Linked DNA regions of Homo sapiens: region 1 is linked to region 2. The links are chromatin loops, found by intact Hi-C in ENCODE. Cell type or tissue: IMR-90. All regions are shown on one strand. Links, peaks and the distances in the headings refer to the core of each region. The heading gives the core; the rest is flanking DNA. Region 1 holds the start of MIR4435-2HG (MIR4435-2 host gene). Region 2 has its middle 100 kb from the start of MIR4771-2.

What was found. Hi-C counts contacts between places; a loop is a spot of excess contacts. Peaks named below come from ENCODE experiments on the same cell type or tissue, not always from the same donor. Only the 100,000 strongest peaks of a DNase experiment are listed, where the experiment ranks them.
Region 1: a loop joins it to region 2, with 5 times the contacts of the local background. A loop is called at or near these places in 6 of 110 quality-filtered maps.

The regions. Positions count from the first base shown.
Region 1 is chr2:111,491,938-111,500,839 of GRCh38, forward strand. It overlaps MIR4435-2HG (MIR4435-2 host gene), which reads right to left and starts at 3,224. Exons shown (of 5, transcript NR_136164.1): 1 at 2,948-3,224. All of the region lies in intron 1 of SOCAR (serous ovarian cancer associated RNA), which reads left to right. RefSeq lists an enhancer at 2,530-3,729. In IMR-90, for the core only: no CTCF peak of the experiment used is centred there; a DNase peak (open chromatin) is centred at 5,574; H3K4me3 peaks cover 1,431 bases; H3K27ac peaks cover 3,792 bases.
Region 2 is chr2:111,663,036-111,671,937 of GRCh38, forward strand. No RefSeq gene overlaps it. Among named protein-coding and RNA genes, the nearest start is that of MIR4771-2, 100 kb to the right of the region's middle. In IMR-90, for the core only: CTCF peaks have their summits at 772 (motif pointing left), 4,670 and 7,030 (motif pointing left); a DNase peak (open chromatin) is centred at 4,656.

The DNA of each region.
Region 1 (8,902 bases), core at 623-8,622, 170 kb before region 2:
CAAGCGGGATCTCACTTCTGGGGGATGAGAATCAATTCTTTATGGATTCCCACAGGGCAGAGGGACCCGGGTGGAGATACTAAGCTGTCTGTTGTATTTCCGAACGAATGAGTACGTACGTAACAGTTATCGTGTCTCCTTGTAACTCGTGTGCTAATCATAAAATCTTCACAAGGATTCATGACATTCGTGCTATGACTATTCTCATTTTACAGTGAGGAAGGCGGGACACCTAGGAATTAAGTAACTTGCCAACATAGGGACGAGCTCACCACACAACAACCAAGGGTGGGGATACCAGTCAGGTACTGCGGAAAACACTGGACATGAGGTAGACCAGGTGCACCAGGTCCAGGTGCTGATGAGAGGTGGAGAGTGGGAGACAGGGTCAGTGAGCCACAGGCCAGTCCCTAGGCTGAGGGCAATATGACAACAGGACATTGGCCAACTTCCAGCTGTCATCACTGTCTGTGTTTCATTTTCACAGTTCGATTAATAAATGCTCTATATTCAGGGATGCCTGCGGCCTTATTTCTTGATGACAGAAGTGATAATATCAGTCCCCCCACAGGCTTGTTCCTCATGGGTAGGAGGTGACTCAACTCCTAATGTCCAGACAACTGCCCAAATTCTGCATGAAAAAAAACATGATCAATGTCTGGGATAAAAATCAGCCACCTTAAAACCCTTTAAAGGATTGAAGGCCATGGGACCCAGTCATAAGCACATGTCTGGGGCCCGGCACCTTCTCTGAAACAAGGATGATCGAATGTTGGTGTCCATACCGCATGGAAGAGCTGTCTAACGCAGTTTGCCTTTGATTGGCTCCCGTCTCCATGAAGGTGGCACGTCTCCGACTGCTTACAAGGAGACAGGGTCTCACCCTGAGAGGACTCACCCAGAGAAACAAGCGGAGCTGCTCTACTGGCTTAGAAATGCCTGGCACCTGACTTGTGGAGGCTTCTAGTTGGCGTGAAATTGTTAGCCTTGGAAACAACTGCTGCTCACATTGGAACTGCAGGATCTTTCTTGAAAAAGCCATGGAACTAACTCAAGGGCCACAAGCCCAAATGCCTTCAGAGGGCAGATTAATAAGAGAGTCTAGCAGAGTTAGTGCTGATGGAGTTCCTTCTCCATCCAGGCCCTGTTCCGGCGGCCGGGCAGATGCTAACCCATGGGGACCACACAGCAGCCCCACGAGGCTGGCAGGCCCTCAGCCTGGCTTCTGAGCCTCGCTGTAATCGCACTCTCCAAGCTTTGTGGCATTAGGGTGTGACAGGGCCTGAGATCCGGAGAGTGTGGACCCCACCCACAGTTATCTCAACACAAAAAAACAATCCTGAGCAGGCCAAACAGAACCTGGTGGGGGATGCCTTCACCAGGGCTGCATCTGGTCCCAGAGCTGCTGGTTTGCAGCCCAACTATTTCGTTTTATTTTTTTAATTTTCTCAATATTTATCTTCTTTTATCTATAAACGAGTAAGGTTCTGGGGAGGTTTTCTTCCTTGGAATCTTGTTCTCTCATTTTAAGCTGACTTAATCTTCCCACGCTACACGTCACATGCAGAGCGCCAACTTTGAAGTTCACTCGGTGACCGACTCTCCCGCCCAATCCCTCGGCGAGGGTGACGTGCAAGCGGAACATCTCAAGGCTCCAGATGCAGGCTCAGCCCTCAGCTGCCCTGGCCTTAATAAACACTAGATTTTTCATTTCAGAAACTATGTTCAACCTGTTGCCTCAAGACAACCTAAAAATCGTCAACATTAGCCAAAGGTTGGAAGCCAAATGTGTTAGCTCCTGCCTCAGAGACAGATCCCTTAGCAGAGGGGGTCTCTCAGCAGAAGCCCAGAGGAGCTGGGACCCAAGCTGGGAGCTGGTCACTTACATAAGGGGGGCATCCTAAGTCGATTTTAACCCGAGATCCACCAGCCAAGCCTTCCTACGGGGGGCCGGCCAGCCACCGTGCTGTGCTGAGGAGCAGATTGAACATTCTCTTAGCTGCTCCAATTTTAGAATTGGGTGCTGACTCATTATTAACTCAGGAAGCCCACACACTCAAATGACTGTACTGAAAAAGCTCCCTGTCATACCCTGCCTACTGATGTGTTGCTTTTTAAGCAAATTTGAAAAATGTTTATCATAAGGTATTTATGACATTTTAACCGTTTCATTTACAGTAACTAGAACAACATTAAAAAAAAAATGTTTCCTGTATTTTACTTGACAGTAAAGCTAAGCTTCATCGGAATACTAACAGCCTGAGAAATACCTATCAAGATCAAGTCAGGCCTCAAAGACTGAGTGGCCCCCTCCTCAGTCCTCCCCAGTCCCCCACCCCCAGCGCTGGCCCCCAGCATTTTTACGTTCTTCCTGATTTTACTACAGTTTGTGACTTTCAACGTTAAGGAAAAGGAAAGGACGTAAAATACGCTCCTGCAATCATTCATATGCTTTTAGAGAAGGCAGCCAAAGTTCTGCCTCTCTGGTATTTCTCACACTGAAATTGGGCAGCTCTGACCACGAGGCCAGAAATGGCTCAGGAGCTGCCTCTCCTCCACCTCTGAGAAGCGGAAGCTCACCCAACCTCAGCAACCCTGGGTTAGCACAAGTATACCCACTTCCATCTCTGAGCTTCACTTTGGCTTCTCAGAGGAGTCCCGAGCAGCTTATTTTCCAGCCAAGCACTGCAGTCTCTTCCAAGACAACAGAAGGTGCAACCGGCATCTACATTCTTACAACGAAGGACTGAGAAACACCTCCTGACAGTCACACTACAGGACAGTAACCATGGGGCTGGTGACAGAGGCAGCCACTTTTCTAAAACGACAGATCTTCAAAGTCTGAAAGAAACGCAGTGTCCTCACCAGGACGCAGCAGCCTTTCCCACAGCCCAGACTCCAAGGCAAACTGCAGAAGCAACCCTAAAAATGACAGAAACATACTCACCAGGGAGAGGCTGGTGGCTCCACCTTCCCAGGAACTGTGCTGTGAAGATCTGAAGACAGGCACGGGCTCAGGCACCGCTTGTCTGGAATGTCAATTTGAAACTTAAAAAGCAGCGACCATCCAGTCATTTATTTCCCTCCATTCCCAATGATGTACACACGACTAAGAAGGAAAAAAAAAAAAGGCGCACACCTCAGCCTTCATTCTCATTGGAACGAGATGACTCATGCTGACTCATAGCCACCACTTCCTCTCCCGACATTCTCTTCATACTTGTGAGCTGGACTGGTCCGGTTCCCAGGGTCCCTGCAGCCCTTCCTGGAAGAGCAGCCTTCCTGATCCTCTCAGAGAGACCCAAACACTGACCCCACATGGGACCCAGGGGTCGCCCACACAGGGGAAATGCTTTATTTAGGAGTCTTGAGAACAACTGGAAAATAAAATGCATGAACTTTGTGTGCATTTGAATTTCAAATACATACTCAGATTTTGTAATGTGCTACAGGCTCATGTATGAAATTCTTGCTCTTTTCAAGGCAGTTCAGAGTAGAGAGAAGCATAAGATACTTTCTTATTCTTTTAGGTGTTCAGATTTACTTTGCTCTGGTAATAACTATTTCGGTGCCTGTTTTCTTCTGCATGTATTCCTCTGACATAACAATTCACAAGATCTAAAATCATCATCTCTTCAAAGCTGTCTGTTAGCGGGGTTCGTGCCCTGTTTATAAGTTTACATGACTTACCTCTTTTCTATCCATCTTTCAGACTTCAAGAATATTCTAGATTCAAATAGTAAAGCACCAAGGAATTAAATGAAGGTAGAGCAATCCAACTCTTAATAGTTGTTGGAGAATGTTTATCTGCAAGAATCAAGAATTGTCGCTGCCTCCTGGTTTTCTTTTGAATAATGCAGAGGGCCGGGCAGCCTCCCACAGCTTCAAGCATTTTTAAATTATGAGAAGCACTGGGTGTGAGCAGAATCCATGTGATCCTTAGCAGCTGCTCAAGAAGCCACCAAAGGCTACTGTGATTTCATTTGCCCAACTCAAGGTTTCTGGGGGGTGACACAGTCAAAGTCATGGATGAACAATGGTGCCCTTGGAGCCTTTTTTGGCTTAGTACCTGATGCTATGTAGGCTATATTCTGATATAGACTTAGAGTAAATAAGGAAATAATATTTTGTCCGAGGCATGAGACCCAGTTTTCACCTACAGCTAGATTTATCTTAGGGAAAAAATATTTATTCCTTTGCCACATCTCAAATCTTTTATCGGGAAATTCAGGGCATTTTTTTCCATCAGGCAATACCAAGTGCGGTGAGTTCCCTATGAAAGTTGTAGCATATTGGCCATTTGGCCAAATAGTCTCATTCCTTGCAGTTTTGTGTTTTATGGTTTTTTTCCCCCAGGAGAGTTCAAAGCCTGCTGGTTTTCCAGAATTTAGGAATGTCTGTATTGTGCAATTCATTGCAGTGCATTTCCTTTAGAGAAGAGTGGAGAACAGGAAGGAGGCACAGCCCCAGAGACTGCTTTGAGCCCAGCCCCTGTCATCCACAAGGGGCTTGCTTGCCTGAGGCCCCAGGGGCGTGGCAGCCCCACTAGAAGAATGCATTGACCAGGAGCTCTGCAGAGGATGTGGGTTGTTATGTTTGTTCTCTATGTGGAAAGCCAGCCTTTACCTTCTTTATGAAGACTTTTACTTTTATTAAGTTAACTCATTAATTCCTAGGAGAACTGAAAATAAAAATTAATTTCAAAAAATAACACCAGGGATGAAAGAAAGAAACGTGAAATAGTTAGAAAACATGGGCTCCAAGCAGGGCCACACCTTCCTGCCATATTAGAAGTGGTTTCTTCCACAGTGGCACTGTTATAGGAGCCTTCTGGATCATTCTGAGGCTTTAGACACAGCCAGGGTCCCGAAAGAGCAATTTGGACTGCCACCATGGAGAGTGAGTGAAACTGTGTCCCCCCCAGTGTCGCATTCGAAGATAATCCCACAAATGCTAAATCTTAATTCCTGATTGACTTCAGCCCTTCTCATTTGGAAATGGGCTGGAAAGTGGGGAAAAGGTGCTAGTGTGAGAAGAGGGAGGCCATTCCCAATATACTAATAAATAAATCATTCATTGAGGCATATGAGCACCAGCCCCCACATAATTGCTAATATGGAACTTTCTGGAGTAGATTATCTTTAAGCTGGCTCTGAATATTCCACCAGAAAGGAAACAATGATGACATTTTATACACCGCTACATTGAAAACACGGAACATCTGCATGCTCTTTCCCCAAAGAAAATAGCACTGGAAAAATGTAGGTTGCACGAAATTAGGAAAACAAAACAAATTTCATTTCTAAAGACAGTGTACATTCCAGCATGTCAGAGAATTATTATAAATAATGATGATTCACAGTAAAACTATCTAATATGTGCCAATAACTCTCCAAAACACACACAGGTATTAAGTCTTCTGATCCTTCCGGTAGGTCTATACCAAAAATAGTGATATCCTGCCCACTTTTTAGCAAAGAAACAGAGGTGTTCAGGAGCCTTCCCAAGGCTGCAAAGCCTGGATGTGAGCCCAGGCCTCCTGGCTTCAGAGTCCACATTCCTAACCACCAAGCCAGGCAAATTCCCACAAGTGACTTTTTAAACATCTTCGCACACACATTCCCTGAGCTCATGATGTATTCTCCCAAATTCTGCACACATACATGAGGCAAAGGCACTTTCTCTTCATTTGAGAAGTGAATCAAAATCCTAATTTTCAAGTGATCTGTCTCTTAAAATAATATCAATTCTATTTAATGAAAAGAGCCAATTAAAATTACACATTGGACACTTCCCAGAAAGTACCATGAAGCTGTCCACACTACCAATATCTCCAGCTGCGCTGCTCCTCCTACCTGGAGGACACAAGACTGTTAGAGGCCCTCACATCCCTTCCTTCACTTACACCTTCATAGCAGGTCTCTTCATCATCCTCCATCCAGGAGAAGTTTCATGCCCTCATTTCAAATCTAGACCCTCCCCCGTACACCTCATTTGTTCTCTAGGATTTTGCTCCTAACCAAATTTAGGCTCTTTCCTCCAACGTCTTTAATCGCTTCCTGTCTGTAGACCTAAACACAGGCTCAAGTCTCTTTCATCCCAGTAACACTATCCCTGCCTTTGACCCTGTGGAGTAGACCCAATGGGTTCCCCCACATTCATTCCATTCCTCCTCCATTGGCAGCAACCTTGACATTTGGTTAAGATGGACTCCACCCTCATAGCCAGGGGAGTCTTCTCATTGGCTATGCAAAATAAGGGCCACCCCTTGCCACTGTGAATGGCTCCTAGATGGGCTCCCAGGCCTATGTCAGTAAGGGCATGTTTTTTCTAGCCACCGTGGTAAGCTCAGGGGTGCCCAACTGGAGCAAAAACCCCAAGGCTACAGCGATTGCCTCAGGCAAGAAATAACAGGGAAGAATGCACAGAACTAAAGAGTCTCCTTCTTGCTTTAAAGTTTCAAAAGTTCAGGACAAGGTATTTGCTGTAGTTTAAATGTGTTCCTCAGAAGTTGATGTGTTGGAAACTTGGATACCAATGGAGCAATATGAGAGGTGGGGCCTTTCGGAGATGATTGGGTCATGAGGGCTCTGCTCTCATGAATGGACCCATTCATAAATTAATGGATTAATGGGTTATCACAAAAGTGGGTCTCATATGAAAGCCACTTTGGCCGTCTCTGGTGGGTCCTCTCACCGTGTGTTGCCCTGAGCCATCTCAGGACTCTGCAGAGAGTCCCTACCAGTAAGAAGCCCCTCACCAGTTGCAGCCCCTCAACCTTGGACTTCCCAGACTCCAGAATTGCTAAAAATAAATTTATCTTCTTTATAAACTAGTCAGCCTCAGGTGTTCAGTTATAGCAACAAAAAATAGACTAAGACAGTATTATAAAGAGAAAAATAAAAAACCTTGGAGGAATGGGTGAAGTCAGGCAACAATGTATAGTTGTACAGGTTATATACTGCACAACCCAATGGAGTAAATCCATACAAGTTGTGATGTGCCCAACCATATGTGGCAAAGCTAGGTGTAGAAACAGGCGATACCATCCCAAGCTCATATAAGGATTCCACAGGCTGGGTGATGAAGAGAGTTAGAAGGAAAGAGATAGAAGGAAGGGTGCGAACCCTGTTCCCCAAGAGGGGTGCTGGGAAGGAGAAGCATCATCACTCACTCCAGAGCAGTTTAGGGACTCTGAGAACAAAGAGACATCTGAAATTGGGATGATAGGATGTAAGAGTTTGATTGGCAGCTGGGCTCAGTGGCTCACACCTGTAATCTCAGCACTTTGGGAGGCCGAGGTGGGTGGATCACAAGGTCAGGTGATCGAGACCAGCCTGGCCAACATGGTGAAACCCTGTCTCTACTTAAAAATACAAATATTTGCCGGGCATGGTGGTGAGTACCTGTAATCCCAGCTACTGGGGAGGCTGAGGCAGGAGAATCGCTTGAACCTGAGAGGTGGAGGTTGCAGTGACCCAAGACTGTCACTGCACTCCAGCCTGGATGACAGAGCCATATAAAAAAAAAAAAAAAAAGAGTTTGAAAAGAGTTTAATTGGCAGTGCTTTCTTCTTCCTTAGTGGAACTTTAACTTAATGGTGCATCTTATAATTGAGGACATCTTAAATTGGATCTAATGTAGTCTGTAAAGTTAGGAAATTGCATGAGTTCACCACAGAAATGAACGTAGAAAAAGAAAGCAAGAACTGAGCCCTGCCCTGCAGCTTTAAGAGGTCAGGGAGTGAGGAGGAGCCAGCAAAGATGGGAGTGGGGGAAGTAAGGGCTGGTGAGGTGGAAGGGAAGCCTGGAGAGTGTAGGACCTTCAAGGGCAAGTGAAGAAGGTGCTTCAAGGAGGAGAGACTGATCACCTGCATAATCACTGCTGAAAGGTCATGTAAGGTGGAGACAGAAAAGTATACATGGATTTGGCAAAAAAAAGGATTTGCTGGGGAAGAGGGGGTGAAACTCTGAATTGAGTGAGGAGAGAAAGGGGAAAGAAATTGAAGACAGAACAGACACTGCTTTCTAGAAATAAAGCTATAGCTGGAGGGGGAAATGAGGTCAAGAGAGATTTCCTTATTTGTTAAGATGGGAAAAATAATAGCCCATCCGTGTACTTGTTGATAGAAATAATTTGGTAGAAAGAGAAAAATTGATGATGCAAGAGAGAATGAGAAGGAATTTGGTGGGGTAGAAAGAAGGCTAGAACCTACTGCTCAAAGAGAGGGTTTGGCTATGGTGAGGGAGAATCTATCTACATGACAGGACATTGACCAGGCACGGAGGTATGCTCTTGTAGTTTTCATACTTTGTAATAAAAGAAACATCAATTTTAAAAACTCAACAACAAATAGAACATGAAAATAGTCTGTCTACTTAAAACCTTAAAACATTACAGATGAAACTAAAGTCTCCTTTGGTGATGTTGTGGGATTTTATTTATTTTGATGTCTGAGAACTATTCCATTGTATGGATATACCATAGGTTGTTCATCCATTCACCTGTTGAGGGAAATTTGTTTTGTTTTCCACATTGGCTGTGACAAACACAACTGCTGTAAACATTTGTGTACATGTTTTTGTATGGATGTAAGTTTTTCTTTTGTCTAAAGTAAATAGTTAATTTACTGCTGGGTGATATGGTAACTGTATGCTTACCCTTATAAGAAACTGTCAAACTTTCTCCAAAGTGACCATACAATCCATTTTGCATTTCCGCCAGCAATGTATGCATGAGAGACCAGTTGATCCTCATCCTTTCCCCTGCTGGTATTGTCAGTATTTTTAGTTTAGCTGCTCTAACATGTGAGTCATGGTGTCTCCTCATAGCTTTAATTTGCATGTCCCTAATGACTAATGATGCTGAGCATCTTTCCGTGTGCTCATTCTTTTCTCCACTT
Region 2 (8,902 bases), core at 499-8,498:
GCTCTGGCACCTAGAGAGCCCATGTCCCTCATACAGCTACCTCCTGCAACTCCAAGACGTGCCAGGTCCCAGAGGACCCTTGGGAAGCAAAGGGTGGACTCTGTTTTGCATTTTTGCATTTTTCTCCTGCAGAACAGCACCCAGGCAGTTAGACCATTGCTCACAGCCTGACACCCAGCTTCTGAGTCAACCCAGAACCTGCCAGAGAAGGTGAAACCGAGAGGCTAAACCAGGAACCTCTGTGAATCTCAGCCAGGAACGGAGCAAACCACAGACTCTCCCAGAACCAGCAGCGAGGGCAGGGCAGCAACCTTGGAGGCCGACTCGGCTATGCTTTGACTCTACATTCATCCCCAAGGAAGCAAGGCTTCTGTAGGCAGCACTAAGGACAAGGATGCCCAGGGCCCTTCACAAATCCTACACATCAGTGGGACAGGCAGGAATTGGCTTCTTACGAACACCAATAGGGTTGAGCATGGTCTGGAAAACAGACGGGGTGAAGGGCTCCAACCCCACCACTTCTGCTGCTCTGTGATCCTGGAGTCTCATCTGTGACATCTGTCAAATTATTTGTTCAAAGGGTCGTTATGAGGACTCAATGAGATAATGTATCTGCAGCTCAAGATAGCTGTTATCAACTCCCTTACAACTGTTCAGAGGCTCTTTGCTTGGATTTTAGTTCCACAAACGTGCATGTTTACAGAGTGACAGACAGCACCCCTGTGAGAACACTGCCTGAGAACACGGCATTAAGTCATTCCAAATGCCGTCTCCCTCTGCTGGCTCTTTCCATCCTTCCAAAGTTTAGTCTCCACACTTCACATCACTGTTGGTGGTCGCTGCTCTTACGAAGGCCAAACACACAGCAGGAGGAACTAGACAGATGACAACCATCACTCCCTAGGGTCCTGTGCGCTGGGCAGGATGTAATCCATCTCGATTTTTCCATCAGCGTCCTAAGGACTGAAATTGTGATCTTTCACTAACTAACGGTAGCCAAGCAGTACCTGGACCCATGCTTACTTCAAGACAGTATCTCCTGTTTCTGAAGATTCCTTTAGGCTATATTTCTTTTCTTAGTTGAAGTGGGAGTTCCAACTCACCAGAAAAATACACTTTATGTTTTGGCGGATAAAATGTCTTGAGGTCTGGATTTTCCACTATCCTTTTTTAAAGTGAGAATCTGCTCTGGCCAAGTTCTCCTCCTTAAAGGCATCTGACCAAATTTATATCCCCAAAAGTTTGGCTCTGAGATGAGCATAAAGAAAAATAAATTCAGCACAAAGGATCTGGAAAAGACAGGCCAGAGGTTGGCACATTCTTCCAGGGCCTGGGGAGGCACAGGCATGAGGCTGCAGACCCTCCCTTCCCCTAAACTGCAGATGATCTTCACTCATCTGCTTCTTTCGCTGCATTTTTTTTTTGAGTAGTTTTGAGTAAGAATATTAAACACACACACACCCATACTCATTTTGAAATTCCAAGCCCAATTCATTTCTCTCATTTCACAGGTAATAAACGGGTGGCTGGGAAAGGAATGATTGATTAGCATTGGTCATGCTTAAAATCCAGGTCCCCTCACTCCACGACCAGTGACCTGACCACAAACTGCTTCCTGGCCCCGGGAAAGGGGTCTTGAACATCCCAGCCCACCAGAACCATCTCAAACCAGGGCTCTTCCCCAGTAGATTCTCAAAAATATGCCAATGGAGGGAAAATGGTTCTTTGCTAAGTAAGTCTTCTTTAGCCATAGATACTCCAATGTTTTTTTCTGTGTGTTCACTTGGAGACTGGAAATCCTTTACTGGATAGAACAGAGAAGGCAAACTGGCTATCTGGAGAACAGATACTATTCCTAAATGTGTTTGTTTGACCTCATGGTTATGATTTTTGTTAATGCAAGGAGTTATCGACATTTAAAAATGAAGCATTTTTGCATTTAAAAAGTTTCGATTCCAGCTTCTCTTGGAAAAAAAAGATCAGAAAATCTAGCAACAATGGGCCCTCCTTTTCTCATGGCAAAACTTGGCTAGACCTCAGTGCTTTGTTCCATTGAGATGGGCATGTGTTCCACATTCCCCGCAGCCCCCACTCCCCTCTGCCTCACAGCCGGCCCTCTGTGCCCACCACCACCTGCCCACCGGGAGGCATGTCAGCTTGCACCCCAGAAGTCTACCCTGGAGCCTGGTTCTCTCATAATACACCCCTCTCCTGCCTCAGGTTCCCCACTCCTACCCCTACTCCCATCGAGTTGCCCCTCAGAGCGGAAAAGGGAAGCAAACTTCAGCTAGCTTCTGGAACGCTGGAAAAGCCACCCCCACCTCACAGTGTTTCCACATCTGACATAGTCGGGCAAAGAAATCACTGTTGAGTAAATAAATGAAGGAACTGTCATTAGTACTGGACCTGTTTGTATGTCTCAGGTCTGTTTCGGTGCTGGATTTATCAAAGCATGATATACTATGTATCTAGTGAAAGTATTAATATGTCTTTTTCCACAGAGAGTAAAATCTAAAGGGACAGAATTATTCAATAAGGCTCTCCAATACTTCTGATCCAAAAAAGACAAAACTCATGCCATTGCCTGCAAAGATGAGATAGGCCAGAAATAAGCGTGGAGAGAGAAGCCTCCCAGGAGAGCCCGCCTGGTCCTGGCATCAGGTGGAGTGACCCAGCAGGGGGCTGCAGGCTGGTGGGGAATGCCTGTCCTCACACTGAGCCCTGCAAAAATCTCACAGCCTCCTCCACTCCTCTTCCTAAACTTAAACTAACCCATCTCATCCTTAATATGCCTTGGAAATAAAAGCAATATTTGACTCTGCTGCCTTCAAGTTTCTCTTCCCTTATCACTTCCTTCCACCTTCCTTCTGTGATGCTAGCCCAGGAGTGTGAAGCCTGGCCTCTCCCCATGGCACCCAAGGTGACCCTGCTCTCTAATGACACAAATCTATGGTGCTTCCCCCTTCACTGTGCACCCTCCTCAGACAGCACATTTACATCTTCATAAATGCTCCCCAGAAAACATGTATGCGTGTGTGAGAAAGTGTGATGAAGCACTGTGCAGGCAGGGTTTTAAAGTAGTCTTTAAGGTCTCGAACTCTTTCTTCAGGTGGAATTTTATGAGAAACTGCAATATGAGAAACAAATCATGGGGCTTGTCTCAGACTGAAGAAGGTTTTACAAGTGTAATCTGAAAACCTCTGCTCTGAGTGTGGTCCACATGTGGGATGAGGGTGGTGAGGATGCTGCTGGTGGTGGTGATGGGGATTATGATGGAGGTGATGGTAGTGGTTGTGATGGCAACAGAGGTGGTGATGATCATTGTAGTGGTGGTGAGTGATTGTAGTAGAGATGATGATGGTGATGGTGATGTTGGGACTGAGGTAAAGGTGACAGTGGTGTTAGTGGTAGCGGTGGTAGTGACAGTGATGGCAGGGATCTTGGGGGGGCGGTAGTAGTAGTAATGTTATGCTGATGGGATTGGTGGTGGTGATGGTAATGTTGATACAGGTGATGGTGGTGATGATGGTAATAGTAGTGGTGATGACCATTGATGGTGGTATAACTGCAATGATGGTGGTGATGGTGATGGTGGTGTTACTGGTAACAGTGGCCATGATGGTGTTGTTAGTATTCATGGTAGTGTTGATGGTTGTGTCATTGGTAGTGACGGCAGTAATGGTGATATTAGTAGTCATGGTGGTGGTGACGGTGGTGTTAGTGGTAGTGCTGGCAGTACTGGTGATATTAGTGGCAGCAATGATGGTGACAGCAGCATTAGCAGTACCAGTGGTGATGATGGTGGAGCTGATGGTGGTGGTGATGGTGGTGGTGGTGGTTATAATGGCAACAGTATTAGGTATAGACAAGATTCTACTGAAACAAAGGTTTATTAAAATGTTATTAATTTCAGGCACTCACTATGGTAAAGAAAATAAAGAAGTAAACCCTTTTTTTGAAAAGCATCTGTATTGGTCCATTTTCACACTGCTGATAAAGATATACCCAAGACTGGGCAATTTATAAAAGAAAGAGATTCAATTGGACTTACAGTTCCACATGGCAGGGGAAGCCTCACGATCATGGCAGAAGGCAAGGAGGAGCATGTCACGTTTTACATGAATGGCAGCAGACAAATGGAGAGACTGTGCAGGGAAACTCCCGTTTTTAAAACCATCAGATCTCGTGAGACCCATTCACTATCAGAAGAATAGCATGGGAAAGACCCGCCCCCATGATTCAATCATCTACCACCGGGTCCCTCCCACAACACGTGGGAATTATGGGAGCTGCAATATAAGATTTGGGTGGGGACAGAGAGCCAAACCGTATCAGCATCAGCTTCTAATTCTTTTCTATTTCTCACTGGTATACATATTACAGGCAAAGGCACACAGTAGGCACCAAATAAATGTAATTAATTTGCGATTTTTATGTCTTAAAAGAAACAGCTGATCCAGGAAATTCTGTTAAGATATCCCTAAGCCCAAAAGGACAACATTAAGCGGTGATAAGAAAACTTTTGCTGAAAAGTTATAAAGGTACTTTAAAATGAAAGGAAAAGAGAGCAGAGGAGAGAGGACAAGGAAACCTCTTAAAATCAGGGAGGTGGATACCAGCCCTATCTAGGAAGGAAAAGGAAGTAAGAAAACCATGGAGTGTGGAGCCCCTTGCTGACTCTTAACAGTCTTGCAGGGCAGGCTCTGTGACCTGCATTCCACAGAGGAGAACAGAGGCTCACACAGGCAGAGGCCAAGGCACTGCAGAAATCACAGCCCTGGGCCCAGAGGGCACCAGCCTGCCCAGCTCTCTCCAATACCAGCTCTAGACCGTCAGCCTGAGGAACGAAGGAATTCTATGGAATGGCCCTTCTGGAAGCACATGAAGCTCTGAGGACTTTAGCCATAAGACTTTAGCTGTAGTATCCAATGTGGTCCTGTTGATGGCATTCATGAAATATGCCTGACAGGGGTTGTTTCTCCTCAGATTTTTGAAACTTCCTTGTCCAGTTTTGAGGTAGGCAGTGGGACTCGACTCTGAAGGCAGGGCTTGGACTCCAGACCAGATTAAAGACTGGCTGAGACAGGTAAGAGGCTAAAGTACCTCTCCATAAGACATGCCCACCACTGCCATGTCAGTTTACCACTGCCATGGCAACACCTGGAAGTTATCAACCCTTTCCAGGGCAATGACCCAGAAGTTACCACCCTTTTTCTAAACATTTCTGCATAATCCTCCCCTTAATTTGCATGTAATTAAAAGTGGGTATAACTATAACTGCTGAACTTCCCCTGAGCTGCTTCTGCGGGCACACTGCCTATGGGTAGCCCTGCTCTGCAAGGAGCAGTTCCTCTGCTGCTGCTGTACACTGCCGCTTCAATAAAAGTTGCTGTCTGACACCTCCAGCTCACACATGAATTCTTTCCTGAGTGACACCAAGAACCCTCCTGGGCTAAGCCCCAACTTGGGCGCTCGCCTGTGCTGCATCCATTTGATTTCTGCCTGCCTTAGGTTTTCACTCCAAATGGATTGTGGCTAAGACACCAAGTCTATCATTATGTTCCACTGCAAATCTGAGGCTACACAAAGAAACAGTGAATACATGTACGTGTGTGTGTGTGTGTGTGTGTGTGTGCGTGTGTGTGTGATTTATTCTGAGGTATTGGCTCACACATTATGGAACCTGAGAAACTCCATGATCTGCCATCAACAAGCTGGAGACCCAGTGGTGTAATTCAGACCGAGTCCCAAGGCCTGAGAACCCAGAGAGCTAATGATATACATCCCAGGCCGAGGGTGGAGAAAATGAGTTGAGATGCCCCAGCTAAAGCAGTGAGGTAGAAAAGAGGCAAGTTCCTCCTTCCTCTGTCTTGTGTTCTGTTCAGGCCCTCAGTGGATTGAATGGCACCACCCACACTGGGGAGAGAGGTCTCCCTGACAGAGTCACTGATTCAAATACTAACCTCATTCTGAAACACCCCACAGACACATCCAAGAGTGTCCTGCGACCCACACAAATTCACATGTAAAACTAACCATCATGAGAGCAAAGAACCAAACTTGCATGACTGGAGTAGACCACGCGCATGGCCAGGCAGCAGTGGTGGAATCCCTGTGCCCGCTTTTGACATTGCTGAGTTTCTTACTGGCCTGATCCAAGCTGCACACTTGATTACAGAGCATGACCAAAAACAAAAAAATACATTTATTCACCCCCTAAGTCACATAACACAGGTGACCTAGGACAGGTGCTCCCCACCATTGAGGGCCCTGCTCTCCCACCCAACTTACTGGATTTTTGTGATTCAGAAAAGAAAAAGTGAAAGATTTGATTTTTCTGTTTACTTTGCATTTATTTGCCATGGAATAAAGGCAATATACATGTATTGATGACAGTTTGGAAAACATTAAAAATTACTTTCAAAAAGCATGGAAAATCCATCCCTAGTTTGACCATCAGTAAACAAGCACAGTTAACATCTTGGCATTCCCGCCCTTTTTCAAGGTGTGTGTGCGCTTGATGAGGGGTGTGAGGAGGGTTGCTTTTTTTGTTGTTTTTGTTTTTTTTTTTAATATAATCAAGCTCAATTTCTCTAAATCAATTTTGATTTTTTTTTAATTTAAACTCCATTCACAAGCATTTCTAAACCATTAAATATAAAATAGCACCCATCCATTTAGTCTGTTCACAACTTTGTGCTGGGCACCTACTAGTTGTCAGGCACCAGCTGGGGACACAGAGGTGAACAAGACAGAAAAGTCCCACCCGTACGTCTAGAAGTGAAGGTGGACATTAAACACTCACCATAAACCAAGGGAGGGCTGAGTCAGGGGGCCAAGAACACGGAGAATGAACGCTGAGGGCGACTGTCCCGCCTGTGCGGCTGCTGGTCACCCTCTGTGAGGTCAGCCTTTCCACTGCACTGTGCCCACTCTGCGTGTGACATGCTGCCTTGGTTTTAGAGCAAATGGAAATTTAAGTGTATTTAGTTATGAGAACTTGCAAGGTTGTTTTAAAACACCCTCTTGTGGTAACAGAAGGGGATCTAAGATGTCTCCAGAGTTTTGGTCAACAGATCAACCCATTGAAAAACCATGACGAGCCCCGCAAAAGTGCCTCCCGCTGCATCACCACTCTCCTTCAGCTCAAAGGCTGTGGCCAGAGGAGGGGGCTTGGGGTGCAGGTCCTCCCTGGGAGGGACAGCCCATATGAGGCTGCGGCACAGCCTTCAGATCACGTCCACCTCCAGCACAGAAGGCCATTGAGGTGTCCGTCAGGAAGTGCTCTGTGACTTGACGGACACATATTTGTGAATACAGAGCAATCAGGAAATATGCCCTGGCTTGAGTGCAGCCTCAATTCTGACATTTCATCCTCAGCAACACAGCTTCAGAGAGGCGGGCCTGCCTGTGTGGCAATAATAATAGTATATGATAATGCACACGCTGGGGCCTGGGCTGACATTGCAGGCTGGGCCCTGTGCTGAGAACTAAGCATTTTTCAGAGATCTAATTTAACAGGAGCAAAGGTGGCTAGCAGACCTACGGGGGCAGCTTCCCTAATCAACCTTTTCACACCCCAAAAGGTAAACACCTATGCATTAGTACAACTTAACCCAACAGCTAACTAGGACAGCATGCCCAGAGCACCTCTATTTTAAAAACAAATTGTGCATGTTAATAATTTTAAGTAAAGCTGAAATTTTTAAATTAACTTTTTAAATTTGTTTTTCGTTTCAATTGCTCTAAACCAGGCATGGGCCTGGGCATGGAATGAGCATTTCACATTTATAGACAAGTCTGAACTCGACAGTGATCTATAAATAAACTTTTTAAACTGGAGGTCCCAGCCACCTGCACAATGCAGCTGTGGCCTTATGCACAGACACTAACCCCAGCCCCCAGCTCCCAGCCCCCACCTCTTGGCAGCTAGCAGCCAACATCGTCTTCTTGGGGAAGAGACTTAGGACGCATTGGAAGATCTCCACAAGGCAGGGCACGGGGAGAAACTTGGCTAAAGAGAGAAGCAGTGGTGGTACTGGCGATGAAGAGGGCAGGCAGGTCGCCCCTCTCCTCCACAGTGTGACTCTCAGGCCTGCTATGGACAGAGGGAAGGGGCCACCTGCCTGCCAGTCAGAGTGGCTCGCCTTGCTGATCTTCAGTGCTGCTCCTTGGGTCAGCTGTAGGATGAGAATTACTCTACCTGGGCTTGAAGATACCATTCTCTTCTCCTCAGACTCATTTGTGAAGCAGAGTTTAACATGTGGCAGCTATTCCTTCTTCTTTTTTTAATTAATGGAATAACCATCATGTTTCAAAATGTTCCAAGACACAGACATGCCATGGAGAAGTGAAGGGTGGGAGCACATGAGTGTATCTTATTTCAATAAGAATACAGAGCCAAGGTATTTGAGCATAAGTAAATTAAAACTCGAGGACAGCCCCGAATAACAAGAGTGGGATGATCAGTGAAAGAGACCCAAGAGGAAGGAAACCAAAGTCAATACGAAAAGAGCTGGCCCTGGCCTGACCTTCCCATGGTAACGGTCAAATGCTCACTGGGCTGGTGACGTCAAACCTTTACCATCCCCTTGCCAAGCTTTTCCTCACAGAGTTGCAACGCAGGCTGGAGGAAGCGGTGAAAGGGCAACAAAGGAGGGACCCAGCTGCCTCCACTCTCAGTTCAGGGCCACTGGAAGGCTTCTGCCCTGGCAGGCAAGTCCTCAAAAAAAAAAGGCAGTGAGCCTCAGTTTACCCAGGAAACTCTCTGGCATCAGGCCTTCCCCACCTCCTCTGACCAACTGGCTCCGCTGCCTGGAGGAATTGGCATGGTCCTAGGTGAGGAGGCACAGGAATCAGACTTGGTACCTGGATGGCGACCCTCTTCTCTCTTGGGGACCTG